Linked DNA regions of Homo sapiens: region 2 is linked to region 1. The links are chromatin loops, found by intact Hi-C in ENCODE. Cell type or tissue: heart right ventricle. All regions are shown on one strand.

Region 1 (8,000 bases):
AGGCACCATTTCTTTTATTTCAAGGCCAGAAGAAAGTCCTCTCCAGTGAACTTGCTTGTTTAAGCATCCGCCCACTTACATGTTATACAGCCTGTCTTTTTCTCCTTGACCACACAGTATTTTTTATTTTACATTTAATTCTGTCTCCCCCTCAGACATGGCCATGTGTCCATGGCCGTGTGTCTACTGCCAGCCCTAATACCAGGCCTTGTACTTAATAAAAATTCAGAAAGCGTTTCCTGCCCACGTGATTACATGAAGATGGCATTGTGATCTCCCTTCAGTAGATGAAGACAGGGCAGACGTTCAGCCAGTCACCCCCAGTCATCCAGCTAATTCATGATGATCCGGGGAATCTATAAAGTAATGCAAAGACTCCATAAATTTATATCAAGAATTTATTTTTTTTTAAAAAGGTAAAAACCAAAATTCAAGTATAAACTAAACACTGGCTTGGTGTGGAAGTGGTTGGCCCAGCCCAGAAGGTGCCTCGGGCTCAGACTGACCGGGGGTGGAAGGGCGGCTGTGCACAGAGCTGTACCATGGCAGGAACCCTGCCGCCCAGCCTAGGAGGGTGCCTGGCCTGCATTTCCCTTTTCTCCCACCTTAGAAAACAGGGATGGATTTGGGGAGGGGCGGTTAGACAGGAGCATGGCCAACAGCCCCAAAGCTGGGTGCAGATACCGGCCAGTGCCCTGAGGGAAGTCACTTTGCCACTCCATGCCTCAGCTTCCCCATCTGTAACATGGAAGTAATAATGTCACTAAGGTCAGGAGGATCAATGCAGTCTATATTTGCCGGATATTTGCTGCCTGGCACCAGAGTATTGCAAAAGAGTCTGGTAAACCAGAGAATCTAATTCTGCTGTGTAGTGTCTAAATCCAGGGAGTATCCCGTCTCTGCTTGCCCACACGAGGGATGGGATTCCATGTCAGACCCCGCATGGCAGCATGACCTTGTCCCTGCTCAGGGGAGTCCGGTGGTGCCTGTGTGGCAGAGACCCCCGAATAAGATCGTTCTTGGTTGCCTTTCAGGTTGAACTTGGATTTCCTGTGAATCTTGTTTAGTTTCTATGCTGACCTTTGCATTGGTTCTTTGGGAGTGTTTGTTAAATTGAACTTGGAGATGGATGCTTTTATTTGGAAACAAAATCTGTTCCCTTTCCAGGACAACAGAAAAGGCCGAGACACCCTTGAGGCCACACGAGGTCCTTTCTGTGTAACTCTGGTCACAGAAGTAGCAAAACCTCCCTGGATAGGGGCCAAGAGCTCAGCCGCAGATAGGCCTCTTTTCCAGCAAACTTCAGATGCGTTAATAGAGGGAATCAGGCAGGTCCTCTGCCGCTGACTGAGGGACCTGGCTCCCACGGAGCCCAGCTGTTACGAGCTGCAGGTCCGGGAGCAGGATCGGTTCTCATCATTTAAACCTGCGTGTGGCAGCGGTGGAGGCCAGCCTTCTTGTCCCATGCCTGCCTCAGGATGGGCCGGGCTCCCAGGCGGGGCCTGTGTAGGTTTGGGGTCACTCACAGGGAATCTTGCCCCTGCCAGCCATGAACCCCAGGACACAGCGTGTGTCCTTGTGAGGGAATTTGGGAGAAACGGACACTTCCGGAATGCACGTTCCCAGGCCCTGAGTGCTAGATATGCACAGGGGCCTCAGACATAAACGTAAAGAAACAGTGGTTTTTCTTGTTGGGCGGGGACTCCAGCAGTGGAGAGGAGGTGTGGAGCCCCTCCCACACCCAGCTGCCCCCTCCTGAGAAGGACCCAGCCAGGCTTGCAGAGGGTCCGAGGGTCCAGCAGCTGAGCTGGCTCATCTCCTTCTGTGCAGGAGGCTGGCCAAGTCCACGCTCCTGCTTATCCCGCTGTTCGGCGTCCACTACATGGTGTTTGCCGTGTTTCCCATCAGCATCTCCTCCAAATACCAGATACTGTTTGAGCTGTGCCTCGGGTCGTTCCAGGTAGGTGTGCGGAGGCGGCCGCCCTCCCCCGAGCGCGGGTCCTGCCTGACCATCTCTTCTCATTGCAGGGCCTGGTGGTGGCCGTCCTCTACTGTTTCCTGAACAGTGAGGTAAGTTCATGGCCGCCTTGGAACCAAGCACAGGTACTCACTTGCTTCCTGAGATGCTGCCCAGCCTGGTGCCGCAGCCCCCACACATGCCTGTCTTCCGCGGGCTCGAGTTACTGCCCGGGACCCCACAGTTCTGTGTCCCCATCAGAGAACCCACAACGACACAGGCAAACCCACTCTTCTGGGCCCAGCTTCCAAACCCCGCCGTCCTTCCGTCCACCCTAAGTAGCATCGACTGCCGTCCGTCTCGGAGCCCTCTCGGGAAAGCTCCCGGCCGGGTCTAGACAGAATCTGTTTTTCCCCATGGTCGGCGTCTCGCTCCTGACCATAGCTTGTGAGTCCCAGAAAGCCGGGCCTGGGTTGGGGGGTGGGGCTGCACAGCGTCCTGTGAGTCCCTGGGGAGGAAGCCCGGAGCCGAGCTCTGCCCTGCGTTCATTCCCAGCCAGGGAGGCTGTCTCCGGGCTGCTCCAACGGCCTGGCCCCGTCCCCTGACCCCTGACCCTCCCGCCCCACGCTGCGGTTGCTGGCGCTTTCTTTGCTTGACATGCAGCTTTCACCAGCACGGCTTCTGCAAAGCTGAGCCCGAGTAGTGCCACTTGTCCTCCTCCCTCCTCTGCCGTCCGGGCACCCCTCACTCATCCCCACCCCCTCCCAGGGCTAACATTCCCTGCCCGCTGGGAACAGGGAAGGAGACGGAGGCCCAGCACCGTCACAACCCCGGCTGCTAAGGAAAATCTTTTCAGAGAAATATTAACTATCTGAGACTGTGGGACTGCGCTTACCGCGGCAGTGGCGATCCCCGAACCACCCACGCACAGTCTTAGAGTCTGGCAGCGTCCCCCGCCCTCCTGTGGCCGTCCAGTTCCCGCTCCCTCCAGCCTCTGCCCCCAAGGCCGTTTCTGTTTCTGTCCATCTGCTGGCAACACAGATACGGGAGCAGGCGGGAGGGAGAGCTGGAGGCTCGCGGGCCGCGCTTCCCATAGCAGCCGCCCGCACCTGCCCAGGCTCACGGGCGTTCCCGCTGCCCTCACCTCCCAGGTGCAGTGCGAGCTGAAGCGAAAATGGCGAAGCCGGTGCCCGACCCCGTCCGCGAGCCGGGATTACAGGGTCTGCGGTTCCTCCTTCTCCCGCAACGGCTCGGAGGGCGCCCTGCAGTTCCACCGCGGCTCCCGCGCCCAGTCCTTCCTGCAAACGGAGACCTCGGTCATCTAGCCCCACCCCTGCCTGTCGGACGCGGCGGGAGGCCCACGGTTCGGGGCTTCTGCGGGGCTGAGACGCCGGCTTCCTCCTTCCAGATGCCCGAGCACCGTGTCGGGCAGGTCAGCGCGGTCCTGACTCCGTCAAGCTGGTTGTCCACTAAACCCCATACCTGGAATTGGAGTCGTGTTGTCATTGACTCGATTTAAACTCCAGCATTTAGATAATCTTGTGCAAAATGTGTTTCAGCCGTATAGTGGATCCACTTTTTTTTTTTTTTTTTTTTTTGAGACGGAGTCTCGCTCTGTCGCCCAGGCTGGACTGCAGTGGCCTGATCTCTGCTCCCTGCAAGCTCCGCCTCCCGGGTTCACGCCATTCTCCTGCCTCAGCCTCCCATAGCTGGGACTACAGGCGCCCGCCAACACGCCTGGCTAATTTTTTGTATTTTTAGTAGAGACAGGGTTTCACCATGTTAGCCAGGATGGTCTCGATCTCCTGACCTCGTGATGGGCCCGCCTCGGCCTCCCAAAGTGCTGGGATTAAGGCGTGAGCCACTGCGCCCGGCCCAAGAGAATAGGGGAGCCAAGGAGGAAATGTGGAAACGCAGTTGTGTGGCCCAGCACGAGCCTGGGCGACCACCGGGTGACATCCGTCCCACATCAGGGCGGCCTCCCAGGTCCCATAAGGGTAGCCCCCTCATCTGCAGGACAGAGGGAAGCCAGTCAGGGCCCCCCTGACGTTAGGACCAGGAGAAATCAACAGGAGGGCAGCCCGTCCTCTCTCTTGGGGCGCCCACCCGGCCCGGCTGAGCCCTGCCCCACCCAACTCCACAGGGCTGTTTTGCCTCCCCACGGAAGGCGGGCTGAGGAGACAACCAGATCAGGAGAGCAAGGTCATGAAGGAGGGGACCTCTCCACACAGGTGTTCCGTGGGACCCTCAGCAGCTCTGGCTCTGCCTCAGGAGGTCACCTGCCGCCCTGTGGGAGCCGCAGAGCCTGACGCTCAGCCCCAGGCCAGCTGCGGCCAGGCCTGCGGGCCCCTGGTGATGGGGTTACGTGGGGTGCGGGATACAGCTGAGTGGGAACCGGAAACCTATTCTCTTTTTAACAAAAATAATCTTAGGATAAGAATTATTTTAACAACATATAAAACTGTTTCAAGCCCTCCTCCCCAGAGCTGGCGCTCAGCAGCCCTAGCGGCTGCTCCTTCAGGCGAAGGGTGGTTTGCAGATGTGGGGAGGGTGTCTGGGGACGTTGCTGAGCCAGCTGCAGAAGGGTGGGGATATCAGGGCACAGTCTCCATGTGTGTGCCAAGCCCTGGCCCCCACAGCGCTCGATGGACCTCAGCAAGCTGCCCAGCCCTGGCCCAGGTGCCCCGACTGTGGGACTCAGTTGTTCTGAGCACATTTGACTCCACTTTTCCCTTAAAAATGAATGTCTTGTTCCTGTGCATTGGTGGCATCACAGACCCCAGCTGGGGCGCGATGTCAAAGGTCGGGACAGCTGTGCCGGGAGGCAGCCACAGGGAAGCTCACACATCCTGTCAGTGTCACCTTGGTTTGCAAAACCCATATCCCCGGTAAAATGAGGCCGGACAGAGGGGCTGTTAGGACAGCAAAGCAGCAGTGTCCAGAGACCCCTCAATCCCCAAAGGTCCGCACCCTGTCCTGCACACCCTGGGCCACGCCGGCCACACCCCTCTGCTGCAACAAGCTCATCCCTGGACTTCTGGGAGAATGAACCCGAGGTTGGTTTGGGGAGACAGGTGAGGCGGTCGGATCTACAGAACAACCCACCATTTCTGGGGGCCGCAGAGGATCCATCACAGACGGATACTGGGGAGTAAACGGCCCAGGCCAGGTGCCCAGGAAAGGACGGCTGAGCATGTGGAGCGAGAGGGAGGCAGGTGGACGCTGCAGACCCCAGGTTCAGTGCGGCCCCTCGGCTGTTCCTCCCCTGTAGGGTTTGGACAGACCCACCCCCAGCCTTGCCCAGCTTTCAAAGGACAAAAGGGAGCATCCCCCACCTACTCTCAGGTTTTTGAGGAAACAAAGATTTGTGGTAACTGAAGGTGTTGGGTCAGTGGCCAGGTGCCGACACTGAGCTGTGACCCAGAGGGGACGCTGAGGAAGTGGGCGTGAGTGGACGTGTCAGGTGGTTACCAGGCACTGGTTGTTGATGGTCGGTGGTTGGGTGTGGGCAGTCATCAGTCATCAGGTGTGCTCAGGGGACAATCTCCCCTCAACCGCACATGTGCCACTGTTCAGCGGAGCTGACTGGTTTCTCCTGGTAGAGGGGCCGGCTGTTTCCTGACAGATGCCTGGTGAGCAGGGGAAGCAGGACCCAGTGGTCAGCAGGTGTCTTTAACTGTCATTGTGTGTGGAATGTCGCAGACTCCTCCACGTGGCGGGAATGAGCTGTGTAAATACTTCAATAAAGCCTGACTTCACATCTGCATGCTGAGTAAGAACTTGCTCTGACCAGATCTGAGGCTCTGGAGCATGGAGGACACACTTGGCGTGTTAGTCGTGGCTGCTGCATTCAGATGAAAACAGAGCTTGGACGGGGAGGGAGAGGGTGGGCAGGGTCCTGCCAGCCACAGGGCACCAGGGAGGACATTGGAAACAGCCACCTCTCCCTGAGGAGAGTCACGGACCCCTGTCAGAGCGTCGCCATTGGGGAGCCTCCGTCTGGCAGCTGTGACGCATGAGCAGTGCCCTGTGGAGGAGGCGCCTGCACGCCCAGCCTTGTCCTGCCGCACCCAACACGGCCTCTGTCAGCTCTGCAGAGCCCAAGAACCTGTTAATAGAGCAGGACTGAGTGCAGGAGTGTGTGTGTGCACGCGCGTTCATGTGATGCACATGCGTGTGTGGGTGTGTGCGTGGGGCGTGTGCACACATATGCGAATCTCCGTGTGTGCTGAGCCTTAGCCACATGTATGCTACAAGCAAATAAAATGCATTTCCAATGAACTCCACGCTCCACCAGATGGCTGTGTTGTCAGGAGGGATACAGCACGCTGGTAAAAGCCACATTCCTAAGGAGTCAAACCTAGAATGAGCCACACCAACCAGCCTTTGGTGACTTTCCTAAGAGCAAAGCAGGTGGGAAGGGGGAGAAGGGGCTGGGCACACAGCCCTCCAGGGAGTCACTGTTTTGTCTGACTCAGGAGCTTAGTGTCCATTTGCCTGAGGTGGGAAATATTCAGCCGCCTGAGGAGACTCAGCCCTGATGGGAGGCAGAAGGTGCAGGGCCGGGGGCCGATCTGCAGAAGCCCCTCCTCCACCCGTGGCAATAGCTTCGTTCTTTCTCATCACCAATGGCAGCTTTTTAATTGGCTATTTTTTTCAGGCTTTCAGATGACAAATTATACAGGACAGTTACAAAACGTCAAACTCTGTAGGCAAAGATTACATAGAAAGTGAAGTCCTCTGCCTGCCTCCTCCCCTCTCTGGGGGAAACTCGTGCCCGACTGAAGCGGGGTCCCAGTGCCTTCCTCCGTCGGTACAAACTTGTCTGCCCTTTCTTCTGTTTATTCGTGGGAATCGGGCTAAATTGTGTGAAGCTTCTGCAGCTGTCTTTCTCCCGCTGAGACAGGTGGTGTCCATCTTTCCCATCTGAAGGTGCGTATCTCGTGACTTTTAACCGCCGCCTAACATTCCACAGCCTGGGCCTGGTTGGTTTGACCGACTCCCTGCTGGCGAATGTGTGAGTTGTTTTTGCAGGTGTTTCTGTGCTTACCCGAGTATTCCCTCACTGTACACTCCTGAAGGGGAAAGGTCAAAGGTCACGCACATTTGGCTCTCGAAGGATGTTTGCTCTACGGCTCCACCACCCCTCACCGAGCATCCTGCCCTGGGTGCGTGGGAAACACTTCCTTTTGCATGTCTTGAATAGTTTCTTCACAGGTTTTTTTCTTTAACACTGACGTAAAGCTGAACCTCTGCCTGACACACTCACATCGCAGCTGCCTGTGTCTCCAGGGGCTGCCCCGCACACAAGTCTGCGTGCCAGTCCACAAACTTACTCCCGTTCTTGGGACCCGAGACGAGGACAAGAGTCGGCCTCTTGTCTGCAGGCAGCAGTGGCCGGCGGCGTTGCTTTGTGTCAGCGCACGCTGCTTGTGGGCGGCATCACAAAGGATTTAGGGCACCTTTTATACTGAAAAGTCTTCTTTGGAAGATGGAGAGAAAAGGGGCTCTCGGCTCCTTTGTGTTCTCTGAAGGTTTAATGAGGAGAGAGGGGCAGGCAGCGAGGGCAGTGGGGGGCCCACTTGTTCCACTTGTGGAAACAGTCCCTTCCCAGGACTTCCTGCAGGCCCCGTGAAGTGGGCGCCCCAGGGCTATTACCGGTACCGGGATCTTTTGTAAAGCTTCTATTCAGTACCTGGAACTGAAGAAGCAAGAGGGAAAATAAACTATTAAAATATAATACAAAATAATGAGACCTGCTGGGACCAAGCTCTCCCTTTGAGATTCAGGGCTCTACATAGCCTGACACGTGAAGGTTCCATGGGATAAAGTCTAGGAAAGCCACGCATGAATTCAGTGCACCTCAGAAGCACAAGCTATCATGGTTTAAGACCTATGACTGTGAATCCAGATGTTAAATGTGTGACTTTCAAATCCTTAAATCATGACTGTCCTTTCGGATTTAAAAGCACGCGATATCACAAAGCTCCACTGTCCCATGACTCAGTCGTGCAGATTTTCGCATGGCTTGGATGGATCACAC
Region 2 (8,000 bases), 41 kb before region 1:
GGGGCTCTAACCCTGTTCATGAGGGCTCCACCCTCACAAACTGATCACCTTCCAGAGGCCCCACCTCTTGATACCATCACCAAAAAGTTAAGTTTCAACATAGGAAATGGCGTCCTGAGCAAGCTGAGTCTTTCACACAGAAATGGGTCTGTCTCCCTTTTATTTGGATTTCTCTTCTGTTGCTTGGGGAAGTGCTTCAGTTTCCTCACTTTAGGCCCAGAACATTTTCCGCTCAGTTTATTCCTAGATATTTTACACTTTGTGCAGCTCTTTTGAATGAGGCCTGATTAAATTTACTTGATAGTTTTACTGATTATTTCTGTTGACTTCTCTTGATTTTTCTGAGTATGGACTTACATGATCCACAAGCAACAGTTTTGTTTTTTTCTTTTCTAATGTGTAAAAAATTTCATTTTGCATGTTTTATTTTATTGATTAAAATGTGAAAAACATTTTGTGGTAGAAGCAGGAGTGGACATTGCTAATGTTAATGAGAAATTTCTAGTCAGGGCTCTGATTCCATCAGCCCCCAGAATTGTGTGCACAGTTGTCTGTCTGTGCACTCATGCCTGTGTGCATTTTCTTCCTGTAGAAAAAAAGGTTCCACGTCTCCCTTAGATGGACAGACAGCTCCACAGCCCAGAAGAGGTGTAGAGTTCTGCCCTGGGGCTCCCCCACTCCATGTGGCACTGCCTGTGCCTGAAAGGAATTGTTCTAATGAGACCTAAGAAATTATAATTCTATTCAATTAAAAAAAAAAGGATAGGCTGAGCACGGTGGCTCACGCCTGTAATCATAGCATTTTGGGAGGCCAAGGCAGGCAGATTGCCTGAGCTCAGAAGTTCAAGACCAGCCTGGGTAACATGATGTAACCCTGTCTCTACAAAAATTAGCCAGGTGGGGTGGCACACACCTGTAATCCCAGCTACTCGGGAGGCTAAGGCATGAGAATCACTTGAACCCGGGAGGCAGAGGCTGCAGTGAGCCGAGATGGGGCCACTTCACTCCAACCTGGGTGACAGAGCAAGACTCTTGTCTCCAATCAATAAATAAATAAACAAGGACAAGTGAATATCAACTGGGATAAGCATTTTTTTCATTGACATATGGATGCAATATATTGTACTAATTGCAAGCATGTGTCATCTTTGCATCCTGGGGAAAATCTACTTGATTGAGGTGTGTGTATTTAGTATACTCCTAAACTGATCTTCTTTTATCCTTGATATTTTGAGATTTTTCCTTTTGTATTTGTAAGTGAAATTATTCTGTAGTTATTACTATTTATTTCAGTATATTGTCTGCTTTTGACATCAGACTTATGCTAGCTTTAAAAATAAGATGTTGTGCTTTTTCTTTATTTGTTACTATGTTCTGGAACAATTTTTATATCCTAGGAATAATGTGTACCTTAGAAGATGAAAAGAACTCACCTGTGAAAACTCCTGGGTTCACTAACATTTTTACAACTTATATTTCACAGACTTTAAAAAAATAGCTCTTCTGGTTATTGGTGTTTTTAGGTTTTCCTTAAATCTGTTCTGGAAATGTTTACAGCCCCAGAATGTTACCATTTCGTTGAAGTTTTGACTTTGTTAGCACAGAGCTGTGCATCACACTTTAATTAAAATGTGTAAAATAATGTTCCTCATTATTTTTCTTGTTTTGATATTTCATAAATAATCTACTCTATTAGGCTATACCAAAAAAGTGGGTTATTGTAAATCTGACCATTTTTTAAAACTTACTCTCCTTAATAAATATTTCCTGAGTATTCCTGTGTGCCAACCACTGTTCTGGGCATTTTGGATATACATCAATAATTACAAAACCAAGGCCCAGGGCCTCATGGGCCTGTCGTCCAGGAAGGAGGTAACTTTCTGTGTCTTTCGTTTTTGTGCTCTTGTTATTATAATTTCCTTCTTCTTGCTTTCCTTGACTTGTTTTATCATTTTTCAGGCTTTTTTAGTTGAATGCTTTATTTTCTTATTAAGAAAGGTATTTAAGGCTCTAATTATGCCACTGACCATAATTTTGACAATGTTTTGAAATGTTACCATTTTCTCTTTTTCAGATGTTTACTGTTTTTCTAGTTTTAATTTTATTTTTTGAGTTTATTTGGAAAATAAGTTGACTGTTAATTTTCTTGCTCTTTAAAATTTTATAGTCATAAGTGTCATTCTGTAAGCTTTAGAGACATGGGACTCTGGATTTTGTTGCTAGTCTAGCGATGTGTGTTTTCTTACCTGCCGGTACCATCGTGCCTTCATCCAGCAGGTGCCGCAGGGTTCCCGGCCTAGAGACGTGGGACTCTTTATTTTTGTTGCCAGTCTAGTGATGTATGTTTTCTTACCTGCCGGTACCATCGTGCCTTCATCCAGCAGGTGCTGCAGGGTTCCCGGCCTAGAGACATGGGATTCTGGATTTTTGTTGCTAGTCTAGCGATGTGTGTTTTCTTACCTGCCGGTACCATCGTGCCTTCATCCAGCAGGTGCTGCAGGGTTCCCAGCCTAGAGACATGGGACTCTGGATTTTGTTGCTAGTCTAGCGATGTGTGTTTTCTTACCTGCCAGTACCATCGTGCCTTCATCCAGCAGGTGCTGCAGGGTTCCCAGCCTAGAGACATGGGACTCTGGATTTTGTTGCTAGTCTAGCAATGTGTGTTTTCTTACCTGCCGGTACCATCGTGCCTTCATCCAGCAGGTGCTGCAGGGTTCCCGGCCATGCTGTGTGCGGTGTGACTGCACTTTTCATGGCTCCTTTGTATATTATGAATTCTAGTTTACCAGAAGTCTCCTCTGGATCTAAAGTTAAAGAGAAAACTCTTTGCACCTGTTCTCCTGTGAACAGTCTTTCTGATATGGACGGGTTCACTCATTACCGCTGAATTGAACTCCTGTTCTGGACAAGGAGGGGGCCTGGGCCTTGGGATGAGGCTGGTGGGGTTGTGGGTCCGAGCTCCAGGCACAACTGAGGAACCATGAAGAACAGAACGCGATGCCCATGGAAAAGCCAGTGCCAGGGAGATGCTCAGAGCCAAGATTCTCTCTGAAGGCCCCAAATGGGGACAGGCACTCTCTGAGTGGTCCAAGGCCAAGGGTCTGCCTGGGGACCCAGGAGGAAGGAAGCCAAGATGGGAGGCTGAGCCGGGGAAGGTTCTGGAGTCCAGAGGGAGAGGCCTCCTAGGAAGAGACCCTCTGTGCAGTTCTTGAAACTGCTGAGCTGGCTTGGCCACCTCTAATGAAGATAAACTTCACCTCACAGTGAAGATGGAAAAGTGTGCACAGTTCCTCATGACCATGTTCTAAACATTGGTGCTTATTACAGGAGGTTGAATGAATGTCTGTGCAACCCAGAAAAACCCTGGAAGTTGCTCGACCCACCTCCTGCAACACAGTAGCCTGGCGGTTTTCTTGTGAGTTGCCTCATGTTTTTAAAAACTGACTACAGGAAGGATTTCTTGCCGGTAATGACCTGCGTGGTGAAGCCACAGTCAGCCAGTCTGTGGGCGTGCCGTTTCGTGTGCTGCTGGGCCACGCTGCTGAGGTTCTGATGGGACCTTCCCACCTGCGTGTGCTTCAGCACTCACCGCACAGTCTGCTTTGCTTCCCCAAGACCTTAATGGAGGCATTTTTGCAAGAAACCAAATAAGCCTTCTTAAATGCTTGAAAGCACGGGATGTGTAAAATCAAAACCAGCTTTAAGCAAACTAATATAATTTGCAATGTAGCCCTTTCTATTCTTCTAGTGAAGACAAACACAAATTTTAATTCATATTCATCTCACTTTCTAGCTCATTTATTGTCTTCTGGGACAGTTCCCAAAACAAACTTCCTGTGGTGAAGTACAGGCCGAGTGACTTGTGGGGCCCTTCTGTCAGTAGCGGCCGTGCTTCCCACAACGCCTGACGTGCTGTCTGCATCCTATTAAGCGTCCATGAATGTCCTGGATAGAATGAATTAAACTAACCAAGGATACCAAACACATTCAGCAAGAAACACAAATCTTACATGAGAAACTGGGCATAAACAACTCCCACCACAAATCATCCCAAAATGCTAAATCAAACATAACAATAATCCTTTAAAATGTGTAGCTGGGATTTCAAGAAAGTAAGAAAATCTAAAAAAAAAAAGAGCTGAGAACCAGAGTGACCGCAGTGGCAGCACCGGGCCCTGGGTCGTGTGCGGAGTCCTCCGTGCAGCCCTGGATGCAGGGGCGGCTGCTTGGAATCTGACCCCGGGACAGCAGGAAAAATTGCCTTATATGCCTTTGCTTTCCACAAAGAAGATTTTTAAAGTCCTTCCCAGGAATCTCACGATGAATATGCCCTCCTAAAGGGCAAGTTCCTTTTTACCCTCGGTACAGAAGCCCTGAGCTGAGACTTTGGCGTTGGCTGTTGCTGAGTGGGCAGCCCTGGAGGTACCGGACAAAGCAAACAGGTTCTGTCTGGAGGGAAATGTCCACCAGGCCTCACAAAATTCCCATGGGTAAACTCCAAACATCAGCTCACATTCCGGGTTGACAAACTACAGAAGGAAAAAGCACCATGAACAAGAATCAGCCAACGACAGACAGTAAAATTACACCCAATCTTCAGCTCAGGAAATCATCAGGCACCAAAAGGAAATAAATGCATTTAAAATGTTTTTTAAAAGGGGGAACTGGGGGTGAAAGTGTGAACCAGAAACAAGGTACTCTAAAAAGTATGGGTTACATTAGTTTCCCTTATTTGGGGGGAAAAATGGAGCAGATGCATTAAACAGCATATTAGACATGATGCAAAGAGGGTTCTGGACCAGGAAGGATCCGTACAAAGAAACCAGCCCAGGTGCAGGCAGAGAGAGGGACAGAAAACAGGGTTGGAGACCAGGATTGACCAAGGCCAGTCACAGGCTTAGTAGAGGTTTTCCAGAGTTTTTGTGAGGCTCCAATCCTCAGATTCAAAAAGCCTGAAGACCCTAAATACAGTGAATAAAAGGAAATAACTGGCCAGACAATTGTGGTGGGTCTGGAAAGTTCTGGAGACAAGAGATGGATTCCGCACACGTGAGGAGGAGTGCAGCAGGTGCATTGTTGTCTGGGGCCTACAGCCGTTCGTTCCCAGGAGTGCATACCCAGCCAGACTGCACGTGGGTTCCAGAAAGCAGGGACTGGCAGGGTCCCCAGCCAGCAACCCTCACTCGGAGCGCCTGGAGAAGGTAGTTCAGGGGAAACTGGACACAGGAGGAAGAACTGACAGGAAGAAAAAGTGAGCAGGGAGAAAGGCCCCCATGAGCCCTGAGCACAGTTGCTGAGGCGGTAGTGAAACTGGAGACAGGTGGAGTGGACACCGCACAGCCAGGAGCCTGTGGGGAGATGGAAGCCCTGTGAGGAGTACCTGCAGATTAAGGCTGCCCAGTGAGGTACCAGAACCAGAACGGTTCACGCGGCTCAGTGAAGCCTAAGGCCGTAGTACTGCACAGCCCAGAGACAGGGGCCTGCCAGCACCCACTGAGATTTTATTCCTGTGCAGTTCTCTTTCTGCTGTTTGTTAGTAGCTGCGTGTCTTCCTTATATTGTTTTCTATGCTTTTGGTAGGTTTGAAACACTGTTTTCTGACTGTTTAGTCTGAACTCTGATCACAAGATAATTGGTGAAGAGCAGCCATTCCACTCTGCTCCCCATGGGAATGTCTCAGAAAGGAAATTGGAAAGGAGACAGTGGCCTCAGTCACAGCTGTGGAGACGCCTTCAGAACCCTCCTCAGACCCTGCCTTCTTTCTGAGGCCGTGCTGTTGCACCCGCCGTCCAGAAGCGCCACTCCTACAACAAACGTCACAGCAGCCAACAGCGGGATCTGCTTTCTCCCTCACACTCAGGCCTGTCCTGGCCCCGGCAGGCTTTGTCGTGGGTGCCAGGGCTGTCTGCGCTGACTTCAGAATTGAACAAGAGAACAGACAACCCACTTCTAAACACACACGCTGTGGAACACAGAAGGCTGGCCGTGTGGGAACCCTCTTCCTGCATTGAGCCCTCGCTGTTGGCTAATTAGAAATGGGTCACGGCTGCTGATGGTGTTCTAGGGGAAAGAGCACTGGGTTTGGGGTCAGATGGCTTTGCCATTAATGCTGAGTGTGCTTGATTTCTCTGACAGATTTTAATTAGTTCTATTCCCCTTAAAGGAAAAACATGTGAAAAGAGAGGGGCTGTTTTTTTAAAAGGCCTTGAGTCCCAAAGGCAAGAACCCTGGGGCTGGGCTGACTCTCCCCTCACGGAAGTGAGGACCTGCTGCTTTGGGTCTTGGCACACTGTCTACACACTGTTGGGGCAGGGTTAGTAATACTCGTATCTAAGGCCAGGTTCTAGGACGTGCTTGATATTTTCAGTAAACACACCACTGGCCTCAGTGTTTTTAAATTTCTGAGCCGGTTGCTGTTCACTTCTGGAGTTGGGTATGGGCAGCTCCCCAGCGGTTAGCATGCAGGAGCCGCAGCCTGGATTGCTCAAGAAGGACCTCTGCAGAGAGGGGCTAGCGGCCCCCGCAGCACCTGCCCTTCCTGCCCTGACAGTGGCTCTGCCCAGCCACAAACCATTGCAAGTGACAGCAGCAAAGTACCTGCTTCCTTTAGGCAAGCCCAAGTGATAGCCTTGAACCTATGAGATTATCTTTCACCCTTCTCCTTGGCCTCGACAGGATCTTGGTTCCGGGGAAAGAACTTGAAGGTCTTTCAAATCCTTCTTTCCAACATCAGTGCTGGAATTAACTTCTGCTGTGACCGAGCCACTCCCTGGAATTGCAGCTGTTAGTTTAGGCCCTTTCTGATCATGAACACTTCCTGCTGGATTATTCTTTCTTTCTAGTAGGAAATCATGGTGTTTTTAGAATCCTGTAATGATCAGAGCTATTGTACATTCTTCAGATTTAATATACCCACATTGAGCAGAGCATTTTCTTGTTGCGAGGAAATCTGAAAGCATTGAGCTCATGGGATGAGTGTAGCTTCCAGGTGTCAGGCCGGCGCCAGCTCCTCATGCACGCTGGGTTCTGGGCCGTTGGTGGAAAGGTTAGTGCTGTTCAAATAGATCATGCTTTATAAGTTCTGGGCATTGCCCATGGACCTGCCCCCACACACCTGGAATCCAGAGCTCTGTGTTGGGAATAAATCCTATAGCTGCACAGCAGAGGTGATGACTTTCAAATGGGTCAGAGCATCCGTTTGGCTGCCCTTTATGTGAGACTGGAAAATACACACATGCAAATGTTGATTAACAGAGGGAAGGTGCTCGTGTGGGTGAATGGTGGTCGTATGGTCTCTGTGCCAACAGAACTGTCTACGCTGATGGGAACGTTCTTTATCTGAGCTTTGTCGAGTGTGGCAGCCACTGGCCACATGTGACCGTGAGCACCAAAATATGGCTGGTGCAACTGAGTCACTGGCGTGTCAATTTTACGTAAGTTTAATTAACTTCGATCTCAGTATCCGCACATGGCAGGCACGTGCTGGAGAGCGCCAGTGCCCACTCACAGGAGAGTTCCACTCAGTGTGGATCTTGGTTTTCCTACTGAGGTTTAACAAGGCAAAAAAATCCCCCTTCTAAAACTGTATTAATACATTAGTTTCCCAGATCAAAATTGATGTCAACCTTGATTACCTGAACTATTTGAGGAGTTATACTAACAAATTTAGTTTTCTTGCTAAGTATTTATCAGTATTGTCTTTCTAAAATGTGTTAGCCCACCACTGAGGCTTTGTAAGTAGTAATGAGCATAGGGAAACTTGCCTTGAAATATCATCACTGAGCTCTAGTTCTTGCACCACAAAGATGCAGGGAGTGGAAGCAATTCAGACAAATCTGCTTGGTCCACCAAGCCATCCCAGAGCAGAGGCTGTCCAACTAGGCCAAGTGGCCTCCCAGAATGCCATGGAAGGGTTCAGGAGCAATTATCCTGGAATCCACGGGATGGTGCCCTGAATCCCACAGAATGCTGCAGGAGCAGGCATCCTGGAATCCCACAGA

What was found. Peaks named below come from ENCODE experiments on the same cell type or tissue, not always from the same donor. Only the 100,000 strongest peaks of a DNase experiment are listed, where the experiment ranks them.
Region 2: a loop joins it to region 1, with 2.2 times the contacts of the local background. A loop is called at or near these places in 3 of 110 quality-filtered maps.

Annotation. Positions count from the first base shown.
Region 1 is chr7:159,025,898-159,033,897 of GRCh38, reverse strand. It overlaps VIPR2 (vasoactive intestinal peptide receptor 2), which reads left to right. Exons shown (of 13, transcript NM_003382.5): 11 at 1,831-1,960; 12 at 2,029-2,070; 13 at 3,109-5,723. The coding sequence ends at 3,282. It overlaps LINC00689 (long intergenic non-protein coding RNA 689), which reads right to left. Exons shown (of 5, transcript NR_024394.1): 5 at 7,660-8,000. Among named protein-coding and RNA genes, the nearest start is that of LINC00689, 22 kb to the right of the region's middle. RefSeq lists enhancers at 2,031-2,683, 4,802-5,730. In heart right ventricle, CTCF peaks have their summits at 2,987 and 3,187; DNase peaks (open chromatin) are centred at 1,547, 2,517, 2,877, 3,267 and 4 weaker places; H3K4me3 peaks cover 1,755 bases; H3K27ac peaks cover 3,341 bases.
Region 2 is chr7:159,066,474-159,074,473 of GRCh38, reverse strand. The region is part of intron 4 of VIPR2 (vasoactive intestinal peptide receptor 2); the gene reads left to right. Among named protein-coding and RNA genes, the nearest start is that of LINC00689, 62 kb to the right of the region's middle. In heart right ventricle, no CTCF peak of the experiment used is centred here; DNase peaks (open chromatin) are centred at 3,893, 5,263, 5,913, 6,453 and 2 weaker places; H3K4me3 peaks cover 501 bases; H3K27ac peaks cover 5,173 bases.